Regions from separate parts of the Homo sapiens genome. Here region 2 is linked to region 1. A link is a contact called in ENCODE Hi-C or POLR2A ChIA-PET data. All regions are on one chromosome and are shown on one strand. Each heading gives the region's core, a stretch centred on a gene start or an enhancer-like site at or near the end of the contact. The rest is flanking DNA. Distances are from core to core; before and after follow the strand shown.

Evidence for each region. A loop is a pair of places that touch in the nucleus more often than their neighbours do. ChIA-PET counts read pairs that join two places held with the same protein, here RNA polymerase II (POLR2A). Pooled maps may share reads with other maps.
Region 2: a loop to region 1 is called in a pooled map, with 3 times the contacts of the local background. The contact joins the enhancer-like site here to the promoter of HHEX in region 1. A Hi-C loop is called at or near these places in 2 of 50 pooled maps. POLR2A ChIA-PET finds 5 or more read pairs at or near these places in 3 of 52 experiments (Caco-2, H1 and HEK293T).

What each region holds. Positions count from the first base shown.
Region 1 is chr10:92,687,783-92,691,706 of GRCh38, forward strand. It overlaps HHEX (hematopoietically expressed homeobox), which reads left to right and starts at 2,173. Exons shown (of 4, transcript NM_002729.5): 1 at 2,173-2,565. The coding sequence starts at 2,205. RefSeq lists silencers at 1,664-1,903, 1,974-2,293, 2,714-2,793, 2,804-2,953 and an enhancer at 3,484-3,924.
Region 2 is chr10:92,642,832-92,646,755 of GRCh38, forward strand. KIF11 (kinesin family member 11) reads left to right here. Exons shown (of 22, transcript NM_004523.4): 18 at 2,532-2,811. Among named protein-coding and RNA genes, the nearest start is that of HHEX, 45 kb to the right of the region's middle. Within about 2 kb of position 1,845, at least 3 of the 41 ENCODE cell types and tissues checked have a DNase peak (open chromatin) inside an H3K27ac peak, as active enhancers do.

The DNA.
Region 1 (3,924 bases), core at 923-3,422:
TTGAATTATTACGTTTTTCGATTGTACCAATTTTTCTACATCTGTTAGCTGACATTCTTCCAGCTTTCACATCCACTGCACCTTTCTCTCTCTGAGTACCACTATGGACTCACGAATTGTTATATTCAAAGTGGTATAATCCCTAATGTATTTTTAAAGCTTAAATCACCCCAAATTTTGCCGATGGAAACCACTCCAAGGTGGTCCCTATTTTCTTTTCACGGTTTCTGACACAAGATGTCTTTGAGCTTACCTTGTACTTTTCTTGCCCTAGATCTAGAATCAGCCACTTCTTCAAGGACTTACTTATACGACGAATAGGTCATACATCCATCTAGTGCAAGTCTCCAGATATTCACAGCTATACATGCCCCCTCCAATCCCACCCCTTTCTTCATAGTCAGCCAATGTTCGTTATCCTTCCAGAGATAGTTTATATCATGGAGTAATATAAAAATTTATGATTTATATGTACTGTATAATAGAGCAATTATATTCTTACCTACCCCCAACATGCTTTAACTCGAATGATAGTGTAGTACACTTCTGAGTTTGTCTGGGCTTGTAGCTCTTGTCTGTCATTAGATTCTGAAAGATACCTATTAACAATACCCTAAAAAGATCAGGAGCCTTTAGGCCAAGTCTCAAACGTTTCAGATGAGAAAAACTCAGGGATGGTGACTTGACGGAAGTTGCATTAACTAACAACGCTCACATGCTATTCTCCGGACTTGGAATGTCCAAGCACCCTGGGCTTGCTGACACCCACTCACTTTTCAAACATCAATTCTTGGGAAGCTTTTCCCTTCCTTAATGTCCCCCAGATAGGTGATGTCCCCTTGTTACAGGTTTTAGACCATTATGTACATCTCCTTCCTAGCACATACATATATTAAAATTTGTTTCCTGTCTCCATGAGGAGAGGGACTACATCTGTCCTTTTCACTGCTGGCACACAGTAGTTGCTCAACAAAAATGTGCGAAGTGAAACTCGAACAGGCGGTCAGGCTCACAGTCCACGCCTCTTCCTACTGTGGTCCCGCTGTGTTTGGACAAATAGTTCCAAATTATAAACTTTAAAACCTGAGAAGTCTCAATAGAAAAAGCAGGGAAGTCTTTCCATTTCCATGATTAATGGAGGACCTTAGCAGAAACGGCTCACCGCGAGGTGTGACGACCGCAGGAGGGCGTCAATCAAGAAAATGCCCCCTTGCCCCGGAGGCGAGTGGAGCCGCACAGAGCCGAGGCCATACGGGCCAGCAGTACGGACTGCTTCAATAGAAAACACGTGCAAAACCAGAGAGCCAGACTGCGCACAGCTGCGACCCTCAAGAGCCAGCAGAAAAGACACGGAGCGGCCCCCACTGGATTGAAGACTGCACAGCCTCTGCCCGGCGCTGTAGGACCCGGGCCTCCCCTTGATTGCTGCTCGCAGCGGCTTCTGCCAGCATCCTCGCGGAAGTGGCTTGAGTCCGAGGCCTCCAAATGAAACCAGGTGGAGCGGCCAAGAGTCCGCAGCACCTGAACTCCAGCCATCCGAATCCCGCCGGGCCGCAGCTAAGGGCCGCCGAGCAGCCCTAGGAACCCAGGGCACTGTCCCGCTCTGAGCTCGGGAAACGGCCGGTGTGACAGCCAGCGCCACTGTTAATCCAGGGAGCGCACCCACCGAGGAGGCGTCTTAGGCCAGCGGCCTCTGCTCCCGCCGAGTCCCGCTGCTCCCCGCCTGGAAACAGCTGCTGCCACCCCGGGCCCAGGCCTGGACGGCGCCCCCGAATTTCGGCAGAGGTGCCTCGGGGCCGCGGACAGGGCCGCTGGAGCCCGCACTCCAGAAGGCGGTCTTCCTCGCGCCTCCCCCGACGGACGCGGCCCAGGGCTTCCCTCGAGGGCGTCCTCGGCCGGGGTGCCTGGAGTCCCCAGGGGCGACAGCCGCGGCGGGGCACCAGGGCGCCAGTTCCCCGGAGCCTGGTAGCAAGCGCGTCCCGGGGGCGGGGAGCTTGGCCGGCGGGGCGGGCCGGGGTGGGGGCGGGCGGCTGCTCTTGGGGCCCCGCGCCATTGGCCGCAGGGCCCGGCGGCAGGAAGGGGCCAGCGAGCGCGGCCCCACCCCGCGGCCGGCGGAGCCTATCGCCGGGAGCGCGGAGCGCGGATAAATGTAGCGCCGCGGCGCGGGCCAGCAGCTCTGCGAGGGGCCGGAGCGCGGCGGAGCCATGCAGTACCCGCACCCCGGGCCGGCGGCGGGCGCCGTGGGGGTGCCGCTGTACGCGCCCACGCCGCTGCTGCAACCCGCACACCCGACGCCCTTTTACATCGAGGACATCCTGGGCCGCGGGCCCGCCGCGCCCACGCCCGCCCCCACGCTGCCGTCCCCCAACTCCTCCTTCACCAGCCTCGTGTCCCCCTACCGGACCCCGGTGTACGAGCCCACGCCGATCCATCCAGCCTTCTCGCACCACTCCGCCGCCGCGCTGGCCGCTGCCTACGGACCCGGCGGCTTCGGGGGCCCTCTGTACCCCTTCCCGCGGACGGTGAACGACTACACGCACGCCCTGCTCCGCCACGACCCCCTGGGTAAGGCGGCCGGGCGAGGGTGGGGGCGAGGAAGCGCCACCCGGCAGGTGGCAGCGCCCGGGAGGCCGAGGGGGCGAAGGGGGCAGGCGGTAGACGGCTGTGGCAAAAGCGATGGAAAAGCAGCTGTCGGGCACGCGCGGGGACGGGAGGCGCGCGGCCGGGGCTGACCGCACCGTGACTCAGATTGGTTTTCCTGCACCTTGCAGGCGTCGGGGCGCGCGGGCCGGCGGTAGACCTCGCGGCGAGGGCAGCCGTGGACCGCGCGTGTTACCCGGGGTGGGGCTCCCTTAGCGGGAGGGACGGGGAAAGGGGCGTCGAGGCGCCCCTGGCCGGCCCCCGTGGGGCAGGGATCGCAGCCGGGCCCGGGTGGCTACGGGGCTGGACCTGGTTCAACAGGCTTGTGCAGTGAAAGAGCCTGACCCTTTCCGTTCATACAGGAAATCTTGAGTTCTCGATAGGAGTAAATCTGGTTTCAGAAGCTGTTAAGTGTTTTCCTGGCTGCATGAAGCAGACCCTTCCCCCGGAGTAGTGCACGCTGCTGATTATTTTATCGACATCCTCAATACAGACAAATTCAGGAAACACTCGACTTCTGATAGCCGGGATCCGTTTTTCTGATATTGTTCATTTCCTCTGTGTGGGATGTGACTTTATGGCAGCTAAAATAACCAGTTGCTTCCTATTTTTTTTCGAGGCTGTTTTGCACCAGTCTGAAGCCTGACGCAAGCAAAATCTCGAAAAAACAATGCTAGCTTTCAAAGCGTTGAGGTGCAGGCCTGCAGACGGACGGACGGACCGACCGACACTACTTTGGGAGTAGGAAGCAGCAGCTCCTGGTCGCCAGTTAGGAAGGGAAGCAGGGACACATAGGGCATATATTCCAGAACTTCGGGGCTTGTCCCCTCAATGTGCGGCCTAACAAATAAGCCGCCCGTGGTCCGCGCTGTGGGTGACCCTTGGCGCCTTCGAGGTCTGGAGCCCTAGGGTAAATAAGGAAACGGGGCGCCTCTAGAGTTTTAAATGAACTCTGTTATTGGAAGCTTCAGTAGGGACCCTGAAAACAATTAACGTCTTAATTAGCATTTTAATGTCTCCATTATTACGGCGCGGGCTCTAGCTCAGCCCTTTACCTTACCTTCTCACCGTTAACAGGGGAGGGGGATTGTATTTTTAGTTCATCTTTTTATGTTTTTGAGTTGTTATCCTGTCTGTCTGATTCCAGCCTCGAGGGTTTGATGATGCGGCCCGAGCCTGGCTGTGGTCGCCTGTCGGGGCTGGAGCGGGACCCTCAGCCGGGCCGGGCCTGGGGGCTAACGTTTTCACAGTGCGCCCTGAGTTTCCTTGGGTTACTGCTGGGAC
Region 2 (3,924 bases), core at 595-3,094, 45 kb before region 1:
TTATATTTAAAGTGGGTTTCTTATAGACAGCATGTAGTTGGGTCTTGCTTTTTCATCAAATTTATAATCTATGATGTTTTATTTTTATTTATTTATTTGAGACAGAGTCTTGCTCTGTGGCCCAGGCCGGAGTACAGTGGTGCAATCTTGGCTCACTGCAACCTCTGCCTCCCGGGTTCAAGTGATTCTCCTGCCTCAGCCTCCTGAGTAGCTGGGGCTACAGGCACACACCACCATGCCCAGCTAATTTTTAAATTTTTACTAGAGATGGGGTTTCACCATGTTGGCCAGGCTGGTTTCGAACTCCTGACCTCAAGTGATTTACCTGCCCTGGCCTCCCAAAGTGCTGGGATTATAGGTGTGAGGCACTGCACCCAGCTGCCTTTCCTCATTTAAATTGAGCACTTTTTATGTTTTTATCTCTTCCATTGACTTATTTATACTTTTTAAATATTCCCTTTTTAGTAGTATGTCTAGGATTTAAAGTATACATTTTAAGATAATTTGAATTTGTATACATTTTAAGATAATTTGAATCCATTATCAAATAATTTGCTGTTTCATGTGTAGTGAAAGGACATTATAATAGTATATTCCTGTTTCCTCTTTCCCGTTTGTCATTATTTTCATATGTTTTACTTAGGTGTTTATATGTGCAATAAACACCTAATACATTGTTACTTGAATTGCTTTATCTATTTTCTTTTTTAATGTATCTACTAGATTTTTTTTTTTTTTTTTTTGAGAGGGAGTCTTGGTCTGTCACCCAGGCTGGAGTGCAGTGGTGCAATCTTGGCTCACTGCAACCTCTGCCTCCCAGGTTCAAGCAATTCTCCTGCCTCAGCCTCCCAAGTAGCTGGGATTACAGGCACCTACCACCATGCCCGGCTAATTTTTGTATTTTTAGTAGAGACGGGGGTTTCACCATATTGGCCAGGCTAGTCTCAAACTCCTGACCTTGTGATTGCCCGCCTCAGAAATTTTTAATTGCATATGTGGCTTCTATTATACTTCTGTTGAACAGTGCTGTTCTGGAACTCTAGCTATCATTTATATATCCCTACCTAACTTCTGTCATTTGTTTTTCAACCCTGTTTTTGATCCTGTTAAGTATAGCATGTTCCATTGTGAACTCTTCCTATATGCTGAATCAAAAAAGTATGTCCTACTTTTTATTCCTAGTATCTAGACTGATGGATTTCTAGGCCATTCCATAGCCGTGGAGGAAATACTAGAGTAGGATTGAAGTAGGAAGGGAAGTATGATATACTTTCTTAAGGCCCATGCAAATCATTTTTCCTGCTTTCCTGACATTTATTGTCTACACCAGAGTTTCCCAGTATGGTCTAGGGACTTTGTATTCATCACCCAGGAATCTAGGTGATGTTTATGTACACACTGCACATAACTGCGTTTGGCATTTATTGTCATGGCTTATAGTACTTTTAACTCAATCTCGTCTTCCCATTAAGTTGTGAGATTTTGTTTTGTTTTTTTTATTTGAGACAGAGTCTTGCTCTGTCGCCCAGGCTGGAGTACAATGACACAATCTCAGCTCACTGCAACCTCTGCCTCCTAGGGTCAACCAATTCTCCTGCCTCACTCTCTCCCAAGTAGCTGAGATTACAGGCACCCACCACCACGCCCGGCTAATTTATTGTATTTTTAATAGAGACAGGGCTTCACCATATTGGCCGGACTGGTCTCTAACTCCTGACCTCAGGTGATCCACCTGCCTCGGCCTCCCAAAGTGCTGGGATTAGAGGTGTGAGCCACTATGCCTTGCCCTTTTTTCAGTCATTGTGACTTTCACGTGTAGGTTTGGTTTTTAACATCTTTGCTGACTCACTTGGTTTACCCACGTGGTGTACCATCTAGTGGTAATAGAGAGTCACTTCATTCCACAAGGTTTAAATCTTGTAAGATAACTTGGAATGCTATTATAGGGCAACTTACCGAGATGGAAATTATCAATGAATTTTAAATGTATGTCTAACCAACATTAATATTATATCAAGTTTATGTTACATTGTTCTATATGTATAATTTGTCACACCCCAATATAATTTTAATTATTAGAAAGCTTTATAGCTAATTTAAACATAACATTTGTAATGTTCATGATTTGTTTTACATACTAGGCAAGGGAAACTGCTTAATAACAGAATAAATGACTGATTGTCCAATTTAGGGACTAGACAAGAGGCTGTAGTAGATGCCCTGAAGTAACATTGCCTAGTAAGAGGAATAAAACAAGTAGACAGATTTTGAAAGCATCATAACTGGAGGAGGGTTGTGAAAGGTTTCATGAGCAAAGATGATCCTTTCAAAGGTCATTTAATGGCAATGCTGTGAAAAGACAGTGGCCAAGGCATCCATTCTCAATGCAGAAGATTTACTAAGATCACGGGCCCTGGAGCCAGACTGTCCACGTTCAGATCTGCCACTTAAGAGCTGAGTGATCTTGGGAAGTTATATATCCTTTGAGTCTTAATTCCCCATTTCAACAGTGTCATTCTCTTTTCCTATAGGAAATCTAAGGATATAGTCAACAAAATGACTTTTCACAGTCAAAAATTTTGTGCTGATTCTGATGGCTTCTCACAGGAACTCAGAAATTTTAACCAAGAAGGTACAAAATTGGTTGAAGAATCTGTGAAACACTCTGATAAACTCAATGGCAACCTGGAAAAAATATCTCAAGAGACTGAACAGAGATGTGAATCTCTGAACACAAGAACAGTTTATTTTTCTGAACAGTGGGTATCTTCCTTAAATGAAAGGGAACAGGAACTTCACAACTTATTGGAGGTAATAACTTTGTAAGTGGAACTTACTTTGGGGAGAATAATAATCAGAAAGTTAAATATTCTTGGCTAAGAATAGATTTCAAAACAAATGATATTTTAAGCTATAATGACTTAAACTTTTAAGTATAATATTTGGTATGCTTACAGATGATCTCGTTTTGTGCTTTGTTATATGTCTTCTCAATCTTGGAATTAATTTAACATTTGTACAGTTTCTTTCCTGTATTTATCCTTGGTTTCTGACTTAGTAGTTTCTTCAAAGAAGGGCACCCTGTCTTTTGATATGTAATACCTTCCACTTATATATGCTTTTTTTTTTTTTTTTTTTGAGATGGAGTCTCACTCTGTTGCCCAGGCTGGAGTGCAATGGCACGATCTCAGCTCACTGCAACCTCCGCCTCCCAAGTTCAAGCGATTCTCCTGCCTCAGCCTCTCGAGTAGTTGGGATTATAGGCACCTGCCACCACACCCGGCTAATTTTTTTGTATTTTTAGTAGAGATGGGGTTTCACTATATTGGCCAGGCTGGTGTCAAACTCCTGACCTCATGATCCACCCGCCTCGGCCTCCCAAAGTGCTGGGATTACAGGCATGAGCCACTGCGCCCGGCCTATCTTTGCTTTTTACTTTTCTCCAAGTACATTCAAACCTATTATTATTTTAAGTATTTAGGTTATTGTTCTGGTAACTAAAGGATACTTGATAGGTTTATGGATTTGCTTGAACTTAACGCTTGCATGAGCCCTTTGTAACTTGGTTTTTTCTTTCTTTGCATTAATAGGATTTTACTAACATTCTCAGGAAGTAGGTACAAAGAATTAAAATTTTTAATCTATATAAGCTGTTTTCACTAAAAGGAACTAGAGTTTGTATACAAATAGCTAATTTCAGATTTGTGATAGGAAATGTATAATATATGAGCCTAGAGATCTTGTCATACCAGAGAGTAAGGAAGCTGTTAAAGATTTCTGAGGTTGTCAAAAGGTCTTAGTAGCCAACCTCCCCATCTTCAAAGGTGGCATAATTTGAGCATCAAAAAGAATAATGGCCATAATGGATTAAAACATATCAAATATATTAAAACTTACGAACTCATAAAAATTTCATAGGTCTCC